4 separate regions of the Homo sapiens genome follow, and regions 1, 2 and 4 are each linked to region 3. Evidence: read pairs that join two places in POLR2A ChIA-PET (ENCODE). Cell type or tissue: GM12878. All regions are shown on one strand. Region 1 overlaps LOC107986639 (a long non-coding RNA gene). Region 2 has its middle 49 kb from the start of LINC02518. Region 3 has its middle 11 kb from the start of LINC02541. Region 4 has its middle 94 kb from the start of MARCKS.

Region 1 (5,000 bases), 1.3 Mb after region 3:
GTGTACAGTGTAGTCAAGCCAAGGGGAACTTTTAAGGCCATCTTGCTCAGTAACAATCTAATCTATATTGTGAAATTGAACATTACATTTAAGTATTTTCCGTATAATTTATGTGCTAAATCATGAGCATCAGAGTGATTGAAGTGAATATAGAAATGTATAATGCCAGGAAAAATTATGCAGTCTGTTGATGAAAAGTGTCAAGCTCTGTAAAATATTTGAAGAGAATTCTTCTGAGCCAAATATGATTGACCAATGGACTGTGACGCAGCCTCAAGAGGTCCTGAAAACATGTGCCCAAGGTGGTCAGGCTACAACATGGTTTTATACATTTTAGGGAGACATAAGGCATCAATCAATGCATGTAAGATGTACATTGGTTGGGTCTGGAAAGGTGGGACAACTTGAAGTGTGGAGAGGGACTTCCAGGTCATAGGTGGATTCAAAGGTTTTCTGACTGTCTATTGGTTGAAAGAGTTTTATCTAAAGACCTGAAATCAATAGAAGGGAGTGTCTGGCTTAAGATAAGAGGGTGTAGAGACCAAGGTTCTTATTATGTAGATGAAGCCTCCAGGTAGCAGGCATCAGAGAGAATAGATTGCAAATGTTTCTTGTCTGACTTAAAAAGGTACAGAGATTTTCTACAGAATGTAGATTTTTCCCCAAAAGAGACAGCTTTGCAGGGCCATTTAAAACTATGTCAAAGAAATATATTTTGGGGTAAAACACTTGGATTTCTATCAGGGCCTGCTGTCTATCATGTTGGTGTCGCATTATTACAAAGATTCCCTTTGTCAGTCTGAAGGTATCTTTTTTAATGTTAATACTGGTCAGCTGTGCCTGAATTCTAAAGGGAGGAAGGTAGAATGAGGCATGTCCGGCCCCACATTCCCATCATGGCCTGAACTACTATTTCAGGTTTACTTTATGATGCTCCTGGCCAAGAGGAGTCCATTCAGGTGGTTGGTGGGCTTAGAATTTATTTTTATTTTTATTTTTTTTGGTTTACAAGTCAAAACTAACATAGCTCAAATGAAATAAATGATCAGAAAGTGCTTAACCTTCTACATGAAGGAAATATGTACTACATGACATATAAATCAAGTTACAGATGAGCTTCCAAGCACAATTTCAGAAGCACAACATAAGAATGCTACAAAAATGGTTGCTGGATTAACAAGTTTCTTCAAACATTATTTAAAAGGAAGGAATTCATAAACACATTCGTTTTTATGGAAGAGACATCTCCCACTAAGCAATCAAATCTTAATAGGAAAAAAATGGTTTGTGTGAATGAAGCCATTAAAAAAATCCATACAAGGATTTCTATAATTAATTCTAGAAGATAGCATTTCAAATAAAGAAAATTTCAATGACATTTTACACATGGTAAATTAGTTAAAAAAAAAAAAAAGCCAGTTGCCTTCCAATCACCTTCTCTTTTTGTGAGAAACTCAGCAGTATAACACCTATCTCCTGTATTTTCACTCCTTATTAGTCCTGAGTTGGTTTAATCAAGATAAATAAAGTAAAAAATAAAATGAATCCTGAATGGCATTTTCTTTTTGTCTACTCCTTTCTACCCAAATGCTTTTCATTTATTAATTGAGTGTCATTGCCTCTTGTTTCCCTAGGCTTGCTACACAGATCATAAAATGTGGAAAATTTGGGTGTTTTCAGTTTAGGTGACTTTCATTTAACCATTTTTTATACTCTTCCTCCACCCCAGGCTCTGCCAATATCTTGAATGCGCATATACATGTATACACACACACACATATGTATCTGTATATATGTATATTTCAGATACAAACATATTTTCATAAGACACACATATGTAGAAATAGAGACAGTGAAGATATAGATACATAAACATATACACATAAACTATACACATATACATTTATATACACGTATATATAATGGCTTAACTATACTTTATTTATATCTATGTTTGCATTTATAGCTTAATTTTGTCCATATTGAGGGACTAAGTGGCTAAGTGGGCTGGACTCCCTGGGTCAATACGGACTTCCCTAAGGCGATTTTCCCCTAAGCCAAAATGAGTCATAGCTGCAAGCTAAGGGATTGAAACTTCAACCAATCAATGGGGACTTTCCCCTAAGCCAAAATGAGTCACAGCTATAAACTAAGGGATTGAAACTTCAACCAATCGTATAGGGGGTTTAAGCTCTAGCTGCAGCCTGATGTTTTTAACCAATCAGGCCCGCCAACCTGCAAGCAGATAGAAAATAAGCTAATCCTATAGGACAGAAAAAGGAAAAGGGGAGGAGTCATAAGTGGATATAAGCATAAGACACCTAAGCCAGAAATGGCAACCCTTCCAGTTCCCCTTCCACTGTGTGGAAGCTTTACTTTCACTTTTGCTTTACTTTGGCTTTAATAAATCTTGACCCAGCACTCTCTTTAGGTCTGCATGCTTCTCAAATTGAGCTGTAACACTCACTGCTGCGGTCCAAGCCTTCATTCTTTGAAGCCCGTGGAACCACAAACTCTTCAATTGATAAAAACCTTCGATCGGAAGAGACTTCTCATCTCATTTCTGGGGGCCTGTCCGGGATTTCTCTGAAGTGGTGAGTAACATCGGACCCCTTTTGCTTGCTATTCTGTTCTACCTTCTCACTAGAAATTGAAGGAAAACACCAAGCACCTGTCGGCCATTTAAAAGTGACAAGCCTGGCCACCAGACTTAAGACATGGGTGTGAGGCTTTCTGGGAAACGGCTCTTTTACAACCCCCGGCCCTCCAGGCTGGGTGCGTTGGTTTGCCTGAAACCAGTTCCACCTTTCTCTACCTTTACCCAGGAAAAGCCAACGGCTGGCTAAAGGTGGAAAACTGTTGTCCCGGACTCCCAGCACTGATCAGTCCAGATCATGGCACAGTGAGAAGCCGCTATGCTGCAGCCGCCCATGTGTGCATTCCCTGCCTTTTCTGACCCATGCCTCCTGGGTCCTAATGTCCTCAGAGAAAAATTTCTTGGGTCCCTGTTCTCTAGGATCTTTCCTACCCCTGAGTCTAAGAATCTTTTAGCTAGGAGTCTAAGTTGACAGGGGTGGCAATCCCAAGACCCTTGCCTATGGTGCCCCCAGGCTTATTCTTATGCAAATGGGTATCAATATACTTATAGGGGACCTGTCCCTCATAACCTACACCCTAGGCACTATCCGGGACATCAAAAGGCATTCCAGTGGCTGATAGAAGGCCTAGGACATTTTTCCTTTTGTTGCCCAAAACTTACTCCAGATTGTAGAGGCTACTTTAATTACCACCTTTCCTGCCTGGGATCAGTGATTAGAACTGTGGAACTTGTCCACTAGAAGCAGTCAGAGGTATAGGGTGAAAACAATGTAACAGACAATAGGTCCCCCGATTCAAGTCCAAAGGTCAATAAATATTCTTATTTATTGACAGAAAATTTGGGTACAAAAAGCACTGCTCCAACCTTGGTCCTCCAATTTGCCGCTGCCTACCCTAAAACTGTTGTGCTTCAGTGCCACTTTCAAGGAATTTATCTTGCTGGGAAAGCTCCAGGCCCAGAAATATGCTAATTGGTGCCTGGTCTCTGAACTCAAAATATACCCCAAACCTAAGACCTACTCGCAGATGCAAAGGCAATTGTGGGCATGCTGGTAAGGAGCCACTAAAATCCAGTAGCCCCGGCCCCCTTTTTTGTGGCTAAAAAAGGGTGGGAAACAAGTGCGGGCAAAACTGCTATGTCAGTTAAGTGCAATTAAATCTGATAAGCAGTGTTCCATGAGTGATAGTGCACCCTGGAAAGAAAAGGACACTAGAACCATAGGGGACACCCTAGGGCTAGTGCTTACTAGGGGATGACTAGGGGTGTGGGCACTCCTGTGTTCTCCTTTCAGATGGGAGGCGCTCCCTCAAAAGTGAAGCCACCCTTGAGGTATATTCTGGATAATTGGGACCAATTCGACCCTCAAACACTGAAGAAGAAGTAACATATTTTTCTGCAGCACTGCCTAGCCATAATATCCTCTTCCCGGAGGAGATCCATGGCCACCTGAGGGAAGTATAAACTATAATACCATCCTACAGCTAGATCTCTTTAGTAAACGAGAGGGCAAATGGAGTGAAGTGCCATATGTACAGGTTTTTTTCTCATTAAGAGATAACCCACAATTATGTAAAAAATGTAATTTACATCCTACCGGGAGTCCTTAAAGCTTACCCCCATACCCAGGTCTCCCCACAGCTCCCCCTAGTAAGGACTCTCCTTTGGCCCTAATGGCCCAAAAGGAACCAGACAAAAAAATAGTCAAGGAACTGAAAGGTGCCAATGGTCTCAATTGTGCCCCCTCCAAGCCGTGGTAGGAGGAGGAGACTTTGGCCCAGCACGAGTACATGTCCCCTTTCCCCTCTCAGACTTAAAACAGATCAAACCGGGCCTAGGAAAATTCTCAGATAATCCTGATGGATACATAGATGTCTTACAGGGATTAGGACAATCTTTTGATTTAGCATGGAAAGATATTACATTGTTGTTAGGTCAAACATTAACTCCCAATGAAAAAGAGGCCGTCTTAACTGCAGCCCGGAAGTTTGGGGATCTCTGGTACCTAAGCCAGGTAAATGATAAAATAACATCAGAAGAAAGGGAACAATTCCCCACAGGCCAACAGGTGGTTCCCAGCGTGGATCCCCACTGGGACCTCGATTTGTAGCATGGAGCCTGGAGTCGCAGGCATTTACTGACTTGTATACTAAAGGGATTAAGAAAGACCAGAAAAAAATCCAATAAATTAGTCAATGATATAATGCAGGGAAAGGAAGAAAACCCCATGGCATTTTTAAAGAGGCTAAGGGAGGCATTAAGAAAGCATACCTCTTTGCATCTGACTCTATTAAAGGCCAACTAATTTTAAAGGATAAGTTTATCACCTAGTCAGCTGCAGACATTAGAAAAAAACTTCAAAAGTCTTTCCTGGGCCCTAAGCAAAATCTGGAAACTCTATTGA
Region 2 (5,000 bases), 180 kb before region 3:
TAAGGGTACAGTCAGGCTGAATTTTAGAAATTTCCCTCCACTAGCAGTATGGGATACATTAAAGTGAGGAAATCTGAAGTTAAGAAAGAGGGTTAGAAGGCTATTTCTATCCAGACAGACTTAGTAATAAGGGCTTACGAAAGGGGACTACCAATAGGAATAAAGGGGAGATGGATTTGAGGTTTGAGGTAACCAATTTGAGGAGAAAAATGTAAGGGAGGGAGAAATCACGGATTCCTGGCAGGTTTCCAGTTGGAGGAAACTACATGGATGGTGGCACTTTCACTAAATACAACAGGACGAAGTAAAGGCATGAGGGTTGTAGAGAAGGGGAAGATGCTGAGTTCAGTTTTTTTCATGCTAGGTTGGGGGTGCTTATGGAAGCTCTGGAGAGGTGGTTGTTCAGTGGGAGCATGAGTCTGGACTCAGAAGACAGCCAGGAACTGGAGATGCCGATCTGGGAAGCTTCCACACGCAGGTGTCCTTTGAAGATATCAGAGAAAATAAGATCAACTTGGAAAGGTGTCAGTGAGAAAGGAGGTAACCTAAGAACAGAACTCTGAGAAAAACCATCATATAAGGGAGGATCAAGGAAAACCACTCACACAAGGGAATAAACTGGGAGAACTTGAGGGAGAAGTAAGGCCTGAACAACATTCACTAAAAATAGTAACGAGGGATTCATTAGTGACTTTAGTAAGAGGAATTCCAAGGATCATATGAGCAGCAGCCAGATTAGTGTCTAGAATCATGATTTAGGATTTAGGATGCAGTGGCTCACTCCTGTAATCCCAGCACTTCGGTAGGCCAAGGCAGAAGAAGAATCGCTTGAGATCAGGAGTTCAAGACCATCCTGGGAAACACAGAAAAACTCCATCTCTCCAAAAAAAAAACAAAAACTTAGCCGGACATGGTGGAGCATCTGTTGTCTCAGCTACTCAGGAGGCTGAGGTGGGAGGATCGCTTGAGCCCAGGAGTTCAAAGCTGCAGTGAGCTTAGATCACACCACTCCACTCCAGCTTGAGTGACAGAGTGAGATCTTGCCTCAAAATAAATAAATAAAGATTTAGGGATGAATTAACGATGTTGAGGATGAAAAGCAGAGATATGGGCAATGAAGCTAGACCATGAGCGGGAGAGGAGACAATAAATAGAATCCACCAGAAGAGGAGACTCAGCCAAGCTGCTTTTATTGCATTATTTTAAGATGGAAGATGTTTATTTATTTGCAGAGAAGAAAGGAGCATGGAAATATAGATTGAAAAACACAAATGGGAGGAAATAATAGATGAAGTGGGTTCTCTATGAAGACAGGAGAGAGTGGGCTAAGAGGATATAGGGAAAGAAATTGGCCTCAGAGAGAAGGACACTCCTCCTGAGAGAGGTGGGAAAGGCCTTCGGTGAGTGCAAATGCAACTGCATATTTTGGGTGAGGGAGAGGAAGCTGAGGGCCTTCTCCCTGCATCTCCTGCAGGAAGATGCAGAGAATGTTTCACAGAGAACATTGAAATGTCTGAGTCATCTTAAAGGAGGGAGCATCTTGAAGGCTGCACTGTTGCAATCCTTCCTTGGGTGATATGAGGAAGGTGAGAGCCTTGTGACCAGAAGCGGGTAATTAAAATTTACAACCCCATGGGCAGGAGTTGCTAAGAGATCCTTCTAATCCATTGAGAGCAACACTTTTGTTGTGAGCCTGACTGCGAGGGGCTGAGGTTCGATTCACTGAGAAACATGTGGGGACTGAGGTGGAGTGTGGCAAATTGGTGGGGTCGGGGGTAAGAAAGCAAGGCAGAGGAGACAAGTGGAAGCTGCTTCATGGAAAATTTGGGCCCTGGAGGATGTCAGAGTTCCAGGTAGTTACCAAAGATGATTCCTGAGTCAATTAATTATGGGAGGAAAAAAGCTATTGTAGGAACATATTTATCTATGTCATTACCCTGCTTACAGTCCAGTATTGAGAATATTGTGGGTGGGGGAACCCCACCAAGCCAAAGGGGCAGGGCCACTCTGCAGAGCCCTGAAGGTGATGATGCCACTACAATGGGCCTAGAAGGCAGGATGCAGAACCAAAGAGGATTCTTCTCAGGCCTTAAGATCTACTGGAATTTGTTCCATTTGGGTTCATTCTTCCCTCTTTTCCTGGACATTTCTCAGGATCATGTCCTCAATTCTGTTCCAATCTTACTTTATAGTTTCAAATCCTAATTTCACATTGGAATGACTTCAGAGACTGTTTTTAAAGTACTGATTCCTGGTCCCCATTCCCAGAGATTTTGATTCCATTGATCTGGGATGGGCTTAGACATCAGTATTAAAATAAAATAATAAAATGAAATAAAATAAATCTCTCACTGGTGATGCTAGTGCACAGCCATGGCTAAGAACCACTACTCTTTAGAGTTGCCCTGAGTAATTCTATTCATTTCCATAACTAAGATTACTATATCCACTGTTAGCTTTAGCTTAGCCAGTGTAACAGAGAGAAGGAAATCATGGATAATCACAAGTTTATAGAGAGAAAATAGACAAAACATGGTACAAAATGGTTTTAAAACCAATTTATTTAGTAAAAGTTATTTTCAGTATGTAGGGACATATTTACTACTCTAGAGACATCACTCAAGAGTATAAAAAATTAATGTTTCAGAAAGGTAGCATTGCATATAGTATTTAAAGGAAAATCATTCAAAAGTTTTCAAAGCTGTCTTTATCATATTGCTATCTCATAGCTGAGCTCTGCTTGTTTTCACGTATTAGAACAAAAACATCACACAATCTGTTTCACTCTGAGAAAAATCCCCTCTTCACCTTTTTAATGGCCCGGCCAACTGTCAGCAGCATAAAGTTCAACTCCATGGGGGAGCTCACGTTTGCTGGTTGACCCCTGAACTTCACTATCACTATCATTTTTCTTTTCTTCACCTCAGAATGTTTTCTTTTCCTAAAGTCTCAGACCTGAGTTCACATAGTCAAAATATTCACTCTTTTTTTTTTTAAGAAACAACTTTCTGGCCTCCAAAAGTGTGATTTGCAATTTGAGCTCACACCAACAGAAAGGAACATATTCCCTGTCAATATTGTAGCCTCGTGTCCAATCGGTAAGAAGAAAGGCTCCTGGCCAGGCACGGTGGCTCACACCTGTAATCCCAGCACTTTGGGAGGCTGAGGCGGGCGGATCACTTGAGGCCAGTAGTTCAAGACCAGCCTGGCCAATATGGTGAAACCCCGTCTCTACTAGAAATACAAAAATTTGCCAGGCATGGTGGTGCATGCCTGTAATCCCAACTACTCAGGAGGCGGAGGTTACAGTGAGCCAAGATCATGACACTGCATTCCAGCCTGGGCAACAGAGCAAGACTCTGTCTCAAAAAAAAGAGAGTCTTGCAAGTTGTAGTAGCCAGTATATACTCTGTTGGTTACTACAACCTAGATTGTAAATATCTTCTAAAATACTGCCTCATAGGAATTTTACTCAATGTTTTTAAACCATGTTCAATTCACAGCATACAAAAAAAAGTACATGCTGAGCACTGTGTATGTTTAGGGCTCCCAAATCTATAGTTCTATCTTAAATTCTTTATAATAATGTCAGACTGTCCTACCAAAGGTCTGCTGAAAAATCCACCTGGATGTTCCAATAGACTACTCATAAAATACCCAAAAATGAGTCAGTCTCCTCCATCATCATATTCCAGGAGTCTGCTCCATCTCCAGGCTCCCTCTTTTGGTAATTGGCACCTTTAGCCTCTTGCTGGCCACCAGGCCAGCCTCTGCCAATGCTTCAGGGCTCTGCACAGGTTTCACCCCTTCTGATATTATTATACTTCCCTGGCACTGTGATGACTATCTCATCTCATTTGGAGGAGAGTGAGGGCTGGTGAGAGAAAATCCAAACCACTGTTATTTTTGAATTGTTGCTATTATTACTACCATTATTATTACTTTTCAAACAAGTACATTTGTGGAGATCTTCTTAGCATTCTATTATCTTCCTATTGAAATGAATATAAAATCGAAACTCCTTATCATAACCAACTTGATCCCATAGGATCTGCCCCCTGTGTTTCTTTTTTTTTTTTTTTTTTTTTTTTTTGAGGCAGAGTCTCGCTCCGTTGCCCAGGCTGGAGTGCAGTGGCACAATCTCAGCTCACTGCAAGCTCCGCCTCCTGGGCTCATGCCATTCTCCTGCCTCAGCCTCCCGAGTAGCTGGGACTACAGGCGCCCACGACCACACCCAGCTAATTTTTTGTATTTTTTTAGTAGAGACGGGGTTTCACCGTATTAGCCAGGATGGTCTCGATCTCCTGACCTCGTGATCCACCTGCCTCGGCCTCCCGAAGTGCTGGGATTACAGGCGTGAGCCACCGTGCCCGGCCTGGCCCCTGTGCTTCTAAGGTTATCTTTTGTCCCTTACCAGCTTCCAGCCACAGAGGCCTTCTTGCTATTTCTTTCATTCTTTTTTTTGGGAGTCAGAGTCTTGCTCTGTCACACAGGCTGGAGTGCATTGGTGTGATCTTGGCTCACTGCAACCTCTGCCACCCGGGTTCAAGAGATTCTCCTGCCTCAACCTCCCAAGTAGCTGGGATGACAGGAGCCCGCCACCACGGCCAGATAATTTTTGTATTTTTAGTGGAGACAGTTTTCACCATCTTGGCCAGGCTGGTCTTGAACTCCTCGTGATCCACCCAACTCAGCCTCCCAAAGTGCTGCCATTACAGGCATGAGCCACTGCGCCCGGTCTCTTTTTTTTTTTTTTTTTTTTTTTGAGACAGAGTCATGCTCTGTCGCCCAGGCTAGAGTGCAGTGGCATGATCTCGGCTCACTGTAACCTCCACCTCCCAGGTTCAAGCGATTCTCCTGTCTCATCCTCCCAAGTAGCTAGGATTACAGGCATGCGCCACCACACCCAGCTAATTTTTGTATTTTTAGTAGAGATGGGGTTTTGCGATGTTTGCCAGGCTGATCTCAAACTCCTGATCTCAGGTGATCCACCTGCCTCA
Region 3 (5,000 bases):
TCAATGTGTACTATAAATTCCTGTCCCAATGTTCTCAGGGACACAGATCTCTAATTAATCCCTCCCTCTATATATTCAACTTTCTCTCTTTCTTATTTCTTCTGATCAGTAATTAAACAAGCTCAAATCTAATGGTGAGGAACTGGAGGGGACCTCCTTTTTTTCCAAATCCCTTCTGTCTCATGCCCTATAGCACTTCTACTCTTCATAATTGAACTTCTTGAAAAACTTGACTGTACCTACTTTGTTGCCTCACTTCCCAGTCATCCTCCTGAATCTATCATAGTCTAGAGGTTTCTCTGTCATGATTCTACCAGAATTTCTTGCAGGAAGACCACCAAAGTCTATAAAAGACTAAATGCATTGGGTAATTTTAGTCATTTTCTCAGTGGCTTTTTCTTCAGCATTTGACACTGCAGGTCACTCTTTAAAATACTCTTTTTGTGGTTTCTCTTGCTCCCCAGTCTGCGGGTTTACTACTCACCTTTCTGATTGTTCCTGTGAAGTCTCCTTTACAAGTTTCCCTTCCTATCCTTCTCCCTTAGAGAGTAAGTATTAGCATTTCTTGCTTTACATACTTTCTCTGGATTATTTTCCTCATTCCTAGGATTCCAAAATCCCCCAAATCTTTAATCTCAAACTCTTCTATGGACTTCAGATCCATATCTCTAAGCACCCCAAACTCAATATAGACCCCAAACAGAAGTCACCCCCTCTTCTTCCCCATGGGTTCACTCTGGAGTTTATCTCAATACAGGGCATCACACCCAGCCAATTGCTCAAGTCTGAATCCAAGAGTCACCTCTCTCTCTTCCTCTCTCTCTCTTTCTCACGCGCACGCACACACACACACACACACACACACACACACACACCATATATTTACCACAAAGTCCTACTGAGTCAAATGCTAATTACTGCAACCTTACTATCACCCAGCTCATTTTATTTTGTCAACTGTCTCAGTGAGTGAAACTGTTCAAAGTTGTGTAATCTTTGTAAGTCATTAGTGTAGCTAAAATGATCGTTTGTGGGGAGTTTAAAGTTCTAATGTTTTTAGGAGATTGAAAAAATCTAGGAAAAGATTTTCTGTTTCTTCTTCTCATCTTTTTAATAATAGTGTTGGTAAGATGATATTCTCAATTTTCTCAGAACAATTTTCCGCAGATACACATCTTCCGTGTTTGATCATGCTGACAAAATTGGGAGGAATGTGTTTTCTTTCTGCAAACATAACATTTCTACAGCCTCAGAAAATACAGGTTATTGCTGTTTGTCTGGGCACATGAACTACATATCTGTAACAGGCTGAACTGAAACAACTGAATCAATGTTACAAACATCCATTGGAATCAAGAATAATAACGAGAATGTCACAAGGATCTGAATTTTATTTCTCTGATATCTAGAAATCACAACAGATCACCTGTCTAAGCCAAAGGTCACAAGTGGTGATAAGCTCCAAAACCAGCTTATCCTCTTCCTCAGTCTCTGTAGAAAGAGGTCAACACATGGACTTTTAGTGTAAAGCTCGCTGTCCTATTTGTTAATACACCCTTCAGGGTGTTATCAATGGTTTTCTAAATTCAGGAGAAATAGTAAAGAGAAACAAATTAGCAAAATACCAAGTAGATGCACAACTACACTTCTAGTGGAAAGCAGAGGAGAAACCCTTGCTAGATAGAAAGTTCTTTCTTCTTTTAGGCCTTTACATCTTCATTACACTCTATGCTTCCACTAGGCAAGCTAAAGGCTACCAGTAGTTCATACAGCGATGACCTCAATTTTATCAGGTCTCAGTTTTTTCTTTTTTTTTTTTTTTTTTTTTTTTGAGATGGAGTCTCACCCTGTCACCAGGGCTGGAGTGCAGTGGCGCAATCTCAGCTCACTGCAAGTTCCACCTCCTAGGTTCACACCATTCTCCTGCCTCAGCCTTCTGAGTAGCTGGGACTACAGACACCCACCACCAAGCCCAGCTAATTTTTTGTATATTTTAGTAGAGACAGGGTTTCACTGTGTTAGCCAGGATGGTCTCGATCTCCTGACCTTGTGATCCGCCCGCCTCAGCCTCCCAGAGTGCTGGGATTACAGGCATGAGTCACAGTGCCTGGCCCAGGTCTCACTTCTTTTTTAAGCTGGAGCAGATTGAGTATGGTAATATATTTTCTTTCTGTCTGTCTGTCTGCGTCTGTCTGTCTGTCTTTCTTTTCTTCCTTCCTTCTTTTTTTTTTTTTTTTTTTGACTAAATTTCACTCTTGTTGCCCAGGCCGGAGTGTAATGGCACTGCTCACTGCAACCTTTGCTCACTGCAACCTCCACCTCCTCAGTTCAAGCAATTCTCCTGCCTCAGCTTCCTGAGTAGCTGAGATTACAGGTGCCTTTCACCATGCCTGGCTAATCTTTTGTAAGGTATGGTAATATATTTTCTACTTTCTTATATTATCTTGAGCTGGTAGGCACATACTTATATAAGAGAGAGATATTCAGTTTTAGAGGAAGCTTTTTAGCAAAAGCCTACCTTTCATGCCCACCACTGTGGGCACAGAAGTCAAAAAGTTAAAAAGAATAAAATTTTTAAAGTAAAGTAGTTACAGTAATTTGGTTTTGGAGAAATACTTCTCTTGGTAAATGTAATGTAGTCTAAGTGTACAGTGTTTATAAAATCTGTAGTAGTGTGCTACGATGTCCTTGGCTTTTACACTCACTCACTAACTCATCCAGAGCTGCTCCAGTTCTGCAAGCTTCATTCAAGGTAAGTGCCCTATACAAATGTAGCATTTTTTAATCTTTAATTAATGTATTTATATTTTTTTGTTTTTTATTTATAGAGATGTGGTATTGCTATGTTGCCCGGGCTGGTCTTGAATTCCTGGCCTCAATCGATCCTCTCACCTTGGCCTCCCAAACTGCTGGGATTACAGGTGTGAGTTACCAAGCCCGGCCATTTTTTTTCTTTATGCCATACATTTACCGTACCTTTTCTATGTTTAGATACACAAACCTTACCATTGTGTAACAATTGTCTGCAGAATTCAGTCCAGTAACATGCTGTGTGGGTTCATAGTGTAGAAGCAATAGGCTGTGCCATATATACTACGTGTGTAGTAGACTGTACCATCAAGGTTTGTGTAAGTTCACTCTATGATACTCACATGAAGATTCATTTCTCAGAATGTATCACTGTCAAGCAATGTGTGACTGTAACAATCCAGGCAAAAAGTGCCAAGTTCAGTCTTGAAGAGCACATAATTTCCACCTGAAATTTTAAATAGCCTCAGGTTTACTTAGAACTTGGTGTTCATACAAATACCACAAGTTCCAGGCTCAATGAAAGGTAAGTAAGTCTTGAGAAAGCTCTGATCAGTTCAAGCATGAGCTTAGAAAAGTAATTAAATGGACACCCAGACAAAGACTTTGGAGAGAGAAAGCTTCAAATCACTATCCAAATTGAAGATGATTGCCAAAAAAAAAAGAACATTTCCTCCCTTTGTCCCTCTCCCGCTCCCACTTCCTTCCTTATAACGGCTATAAATATTAGTATAATCTGTTGGAATTTCCAGAAGAAGCCCTCCTCCCAATTGTGCACTTTCTTTATTAATCAGAATGAAACTACATATTATGAAATGTATATTAGAGACAGTCCAAGAAATCATCAAAACTTCTCCACTTTGTGCTTCACTTTTTGTGGCGGAGGTGTGGCAGGGACAGGGAGGGGAAGATAAAGTCTGTGGGGTTAAGGGAAGGTGACTCTGGGTGAGGGGCAGATATGATTCACTTTTAGAATGTGTGACTGTATACAATCCAGGCAAAAAGTGCCAAGTTTAGTCTTGTCACTTTTAGAAGTGACAATTTAGAAACAGATGATTTTGAGCTAAACCCAAGTCAGGTACCATCCTTAATTCAGCAGTTATTTCCAATGAGACCTCAATGCTTTCTTTAAAACTATCAGCTGAGCACTTGTGTAAATTTATACTGCTGTTGCTTTCCAAACTTTTCAACCAAGTTTCTGCAGTCTTGAGAGAAGAACTGCATTGCTCTATCAACTAGACTTTGGTAGACTTTAGCTTGCCTAGTGGAAGCATAGAATGTAATGAAGATGTAAAGGTCTAAAAGAAGAAAAGAAGTTCAAGTGGAGGCTAAGAACTTCTGTGTACAACAGGAGAAAGGTTATCAGAGATTTGCATAGAGAAAAATTTCTTGATAAGAAAGTGCTTAGGAGCAATCCTAGTCGATTAGAATCTGTTTTCCTAAGATTAGAAGTTGACATTTTGATTGCAGTGTAATTACAATTATCTGTAACACTTTGCAAGTTGAATACAGGAAAACACTAAACACAAAACTTCTCTAGTTGGGAGAGAGAAGGGAGGGACGGCACCACAGAAAATCAGACCAGAGAAAGTAGAGTCTATACAACCCCCTTAATTTACAAATGAGGAAGTGAGTCTGAGACCATTTAAATTATACAGCAGTGCTCTCAGCAAATTGGTATCTGAGGAATTAGACTCATCACTAATGAAAGGGATTTCCACCCAAGGTGATGGGAGGTTTAGCAGAGATATTTTGGGAAAGGCAGAAATTCCAATGTCCTTCAAAACACAGTGTGTTTATACATGTAGTGAAGTTGTTTTCAGGGTATGTAGAGTATGCAAACATATCTCAACATTCAAAATCCATATAACTATCCCTAAATGCCATTATGAACATAACGGGGAAACAGGTAGTATTCTGATATGTAGCATTCCTTAGGTTTGCTAAGATTGTATGCGTTGTGTAGACAAGCTGCCTTGGCAAAATAAGACAATTGTTCAAAAATATATATATATACTATCTATACAGTTCAAGAGAAAGTTGGCCCATATTATCCAAATATAGTAATTAAGTCCATTGGCCACTTGATTGCTATAGTCTTTAAAAATCCCTGGAACTAGCCACGCACAGTGCCTCACACCTGCAATCCCAGCATTTTGGGAGGCCAAGGTAGGAAGATCTCTTAAGGCCAT
Region 4 (5,000 bases), 100 kb after region 3:
GTATTAAAAATGATCAGCAGTGGGCATCAAAAATACTAGGTATATAACTGCCCTTACTGGATTTTTTTTCTAAATTGTGCATGATTCGTTATTGAATTATCCAACAAAGCACCTGGTATCTGCCAGGCAGTGGGTTCAGTGGTGGATAATAGAGACCAATAAAACACAGCTAGTGTCTCAAGGTCAGTGGCACTAGAATATGGTAGACTGGAAAGGTCTAGATTATGGATAAAATATGAGGCCAGACTGAACACAGTGATATAAGATTAACATACAAGTGAATGAATTCAAGACAACCCAAATGGATCAAATCTCATATTTCATTTATTTTCCCACAAATGAGAGGCGTGCTATGTGCCCCAAAGAAGGGAACTGACATTTTTTACACCTACTTATAAAGATATTTATGAATCTTTTTCCAATCTAGTTCTGCAATTATGAAATGCCACAATCACAATGCCTGTTTATGCTATTTTAATAAACATGCAATAGAGAAAGTAGGCTTATGCACATCAAAACTAAGTAAACCTAGTTCTCCAAATTCTTATTTGCAGTATTCTGTATTGAAAGGTGAAGGGTATATGTAGATAACTTTCTGTTGTTTTTGCTATCTTGATGATGAGAAAGGATGGGAGAAGTACCAAATCTAAAGTAAAAAAAAAACCTAGAAGGAGCACAGAGCCAAAGGGTATGAGGAATCTTTAATATATTTTTATTTTTTCTATGCAGCTCTAACACACACACACACACACACACACACACATCCCACACCTTGCTCTTTTTGGAAACCAGAATTCCCCCAATTCTTCGGAAAAAAAGAAGTATTCAACTGAATTTAAAATACAAGAGGGTTGATTATTGCTGAGCAATTAAGACCTGGGAATTTCCTCTTCAAATTTATATTCTGTAGCTATCATCAACATGAGACTCCATATCATTTTTTTTTCCTTAATGCACTTTGGCAGAGGGCTTCATTTCCTATCAAATAGACCGTTTTGCAACCTTCTGTGCAGAACTGTACAGGTGGTCCAAGGGATAATGGAATGAAATTGAGCAAAAGAAATTTTAGTTTGAAAATTAGTGAAAAAAAAAAAATACCTGTAGCAAGGTCCGTGATTCTGTGAAATAATCTCCCAGGGGAACTGGTAATGTCTCCATCACACATATAATTTTAAACAAGAATGGAAAAATACATATGAGAGTATTCTATAAAGATATAGCCTGTATTTTAAAATGAGAGAAAAAATGACCTAATTTTCCCTCTGTAATTTTCATTATTCTGCTCTGAATGGTATCTTCACACATGATATCTGACAATTTGAGTATTTAAGGCAAAAAAAAGAAAAACCACAAAAATGATCTTTGGTCAACTCTTCAAGGCAAGAGTTAAAGAACTTTAAAAGGAAATATTCTTGTCAACAAAAATCGGGTTTAAATGTATGATAAGGTACTCATACTTATTTCATACACATTTATACACTTATTCAGTGTGTGTGGCTTGTTTTAAGATCAAAATTCATATGGGTTTGAATGTAGTCACCATTTCAACATCTCAGTCCCTGCAGCTGATGCTGATATTGATGTTTCCCGTTAAGAGAAAAATCCCGTTTTTTAGGCTGACACAGGAAATACCACTCAGCACTGGAATACATATGAAAATCAGGAAATTTTCAAAGATGTAATGCAGGAAATCAACCAGGGAATATTCAAATTGTCACAATGTGCTTAATATTTTAAACATTTCTTCCTCTTTTAAACAAATGCTGAGCAAAGCTTCCTGTGTTTCAAAAGCAACACTGATGGACTCTCAAAATGGCAAGTCCCACATATTTACCATCTCTTCTCTTCACCCTGAATTTATTTTCCTGACTCAAGGTAGTTTCCAGGGCTTAAAAGATGGCCTATGTGGCACTTAAATGTATTTATGTTTAAACTCCTGTCTTCATGGAGTAGATAAGAAGTAAAATCAGCCATTGTCATGGACAACTTGCTCCTCTGAGTTCTTAACTGTTTTGGGGGGAAAGTGAAATATCAAGGAGTAAGAAACCTGTTTTCAGTTCTTGAGAGACTTACAGGCCAAGTGAGAAGAGGTGATATAATGCTAGGAACATAAACACAAGGCACTGTTATCTGTGTTTCTTTACCTCTAAAATGTGGGAATATTACTTACTTGGTGATAAGATTAGAAAAAATGATTGTTGCAAAGCACTCAGGCACATATAAGTGCTGTATTAAAGATCATTATCATTGAAGAGGAATTCCCAGATGAGTAATTTTAAAAGATGAAGGTGAGCTCAGATACTGGGGAGAAGCAGCTGTCAAGAACAGATGAGACAGTCTGAGGCAGCCCCGGAAAAGTTTCTTGGACAAAGCAGGACTTATACTGGGCCTTGAAAATTTAGAAAGACCAGCTAAAAGGCAAAGAAAGTCTCTGTTTACTTCCAAAAATGGAGATTGGCAGGACTATCTGAGGTGATGACACATTCCTTGAAACTCCTTTCTTGGGTGATCCTGACAGACTGATTTCCCATATCTTTTAAACCTGTTTTTCCAACTAAGTGCAAACATTAGAGATGAGCTCATTTACAATTTAGTCCTAACCCAAATTTGCCCCAGTTCAAACTCCTCCAGAGGACAACCTGAGAGCACTCACTAGCCAATACTTTCTGAAAAACCTCTACAACAGGGCAACACTCTGAAGACCCTTGGAGATCAGTGGGGAATGGGTTTGAGAGCAAACTGAAGCCACCTTTCAACATAAGTCAAAGTTAACCAGGCAATTCCTTTCTAGTCACCATGGACAAGTGAAAGCCCCACACCCCTTGAGTCAATGGGAAGTCATTTCTTAACTCCCTTTTGAGAAATGCTGCTGGTGATTCAGCACTACATCCTGGCTCACTGGGACACTGTAAGTGAAATTTCCTTTAACAGCCACCCCACCACCTTGTGAAAGGTGAGTTTCCCAGGCTAGAATTACTCATGAGCACTCTTGCTACGAGAGGAGAGAGGGTCAGAGGGTCAGAGGTTCAAGGGAAGTCTTTCCTTCACCAACATCGGAGAGACTCCAGAAGCCTCTTTGAGTCAGTACTGTATAATTTACTATCCAAACTGGGAACGTTTTGAGAATAAAATGTGGCACCACTAATAATTGTGCAGCAACAACAGATGGAAATGGGGGAATTTCCAGTCAAATCAGAACACAGGATTATTCTTTTTTCTCTTTTCTTTTTTTTTTTTTTTTTTTTTTTTTGAGACGGAGTTTCACTCTGTCACCCAGGCTGGAGTGCAGTTGCACGATCTCGGCTCACTGCAACCTCCACCCTCCGGGTTCAAATGATTCTCCTTCCTCAGCCTCCTGAGTAGCTGGGACTACAGGCGCCTGCCACCGTGCCCAGCTAATTTTTTGTATTTTTAGTAGAGATAGGGTTTCACCATCTTGGCCAAGCTGGTCTTGAACTCCTGACCTCGTGATCCACCCGCCTCGGCCTCCCAAAGTGCTGGGATTACAGGCATGAGCCACCGCGCCTGGCCTTTCTTGTTTTTTTTTTGAGATGGAGTCTTGCTCTGTCACCCCAGGCTGGAGTGCAGTGGCACGATCTTGGCTCACTGCAGCCTCAGCCTCCTGGGTTCGAGCAATTCTCTTGCCTCAGTCTCCTGATTAGCTGGGATTACAGGCACCCACCACCACGCCTGGCTAATTTTTGTATTTTTAGTAGAGATGGGGTTTCACCATGTTGGCCAGCTGGTCTTGAACTCCTGACCTCAAGTGATCAGCCCACTTCAGCCTCCCAAAGTGCTGGGACTACAGGCGTGAGCCACCGCGCCTGGCCAGAACACAGGATTATTCTGTCTTTAGGTTGTGAGGTCTCATCTTCTAAAAATAAAGACATCCATTTGTCAAGGATTTACTAAGTGTATACTATGTGACATTGTGATATATGCTAGAGATAGTATATTAGCTGTTTTTGCCCCAGAGACCTCAGACTAGTAGGGGTAACCAACACACACACACTGGCATTTATAAAGCACTGTGGAGGTCAGGGACCCTGGGGAACACCTAACACACCTTGCAGAGTCAGAGATAGCATCCCGGAGGAGATACCGACCTATCTATTAATATGTCTTCATTAGGCAATGAAGAAGGCTAACTGAATTCTGGGCTTAAAAATAGCATGTAGTGTCATTGAAAAACAAAAATATCTAATATTTATGGACCAGTTACTGTGTCCTGGCCATTCTACATGTAATAACTCATTTAGCCCATACTTCTAGGACCTCCATCTTGCAGATAAGGAAATAGTAAGTAATTTCCAAGATATACCAGTATTAAAACACTAAAAGCATCTGTGTCCTTTTCTCTGAATCTTGTTTTGACCAAGAGTACATGGAAGTGATGCTATGAGACTTCTGAGGCCAGGTTACAAGAGACCAAACAGCTTCTACCTGGTTTTCTGGAACATATGTGTTGGATCTCTGAGATCCCAATAAAATGCCCACCTACCTGGAAATCACCATGCTGGAGTGGTGACCTGAAGGCACTCCAGTTGACAATCCCTGCTGAGTCCATCTTTCAGCCATTGCGGTCCAGGAACCAGGCAAGTGAGAAACCATCATAAAACAGATCCTCCAGACCAGCATAGATGAGCTGTCCCCACTGGCCTTTCTCTGAATCTGGACCCACTGAATTTGTAGCCTTAAATATTTCTTGTTTTATACCACTGTTTTAGTGGTTTGCTTCATAGCAATAGTAGTAACCAAGTCACAAAAACACAGGCCTAAGCAGGCAATGAAAAAGGATTCAAATCCAGAAAATCTGACATTGAAAACCATTCCTTTAGCTCTTGTTTCCCAAGAAACATAGCTTCTTTGTAGACATACCGGTATCTGTGGTTGCTGACATAGGCAGTTCAGTGCAGAGAGTGATTTGAGATGGATTGGGGGAGAAAACAAGCATCCATCAAGTTATAGAAGTCTTTATAAACCACATTAAGGAGTGTGGA

What was found. Peaks named below come from ENCODE experiments on the same cell type or tissue, not always from the same donor. Only the 100,000 strongest peaks of a DNase experiment are listed, where the experiment ranks them.
Region 1: POLR2A ChIA-PET joins it to region 3 with 8 read pairs; 1 of 35 experiments calls an interaction of 5 or more read pairs at or near these places.
Region 2: POLR2A ChIA-PET joins it to region 3 with 6 read pairs; 1 of 35 experiments calls an interaction of 5 or more read pairs at or near these places.
Region 4: POLR2A ChIA-PET joins it to region 3 with 8 read pairs; 3 of 35 experiments call an interaction of 5 or more read pairs at or near these places.

The regions. Positions count from the first base shown.
Region 1 is chr6:114,995,826-115,000,825 of GRCh38, forward strand. LOC107986639 (a long non-coding RNA gene) reads left to right here. Exons shown (of 3, transcript XR_001744318.2): 2 at 2,432-2,594. Among named protein-coding and RNA genes, the nearest start is that of LNCPOIR, 450 kb to the left of the region's middle. RefSeq lists an enhancer at 1,980-2,069. In GM12878, no CTCF peak of the experiment used is centred here; a DNase peak (open chromatin) is centred at 2,146; H3K27ac peaks cover 433 bases.
Region 2 is chr6:113,480,112-113,485,111 of GRCh38, forward strand. No RefSeq gene overlaps it. Among named protein-coding and RNA genes, the nearest start is that of LINC02518, 49 kb to the left of the region's middle. In GM12878, no CTCF peak of the experiment used is centred here; a DNase peak (open chromatin) is centred at 2,044.
Region 3 is chr6:113,658,717-113,663,716 of GRCh38, forward strand. No RefSeq gene overlaps it. Among named protein-coding and RNA genes, the nearest start is that of LINC02541, 11 kb to the left of the region's middle. RefSeq lists a silencer at 719-927. In GM12878, no CTCF peak of the experiment used is centred here; no DNase peak of the experiment used is centred here; H3K27ac peaks cover 439 bases.
Region 4 is chr6:113,761,181-113,766,180 of GRCh38, forward strand. No RefSeq gene overlaps it. Among named protein-coding and RNA genes, the nearest start is that of MARCKS, 94 kb to the right of the region's middle. In GM12878, no CTCF peak of the experiment used is centred here; a DNase peak (open chromatin) is centred at 2,901; H3K27ac peaks cover 1,726 bases.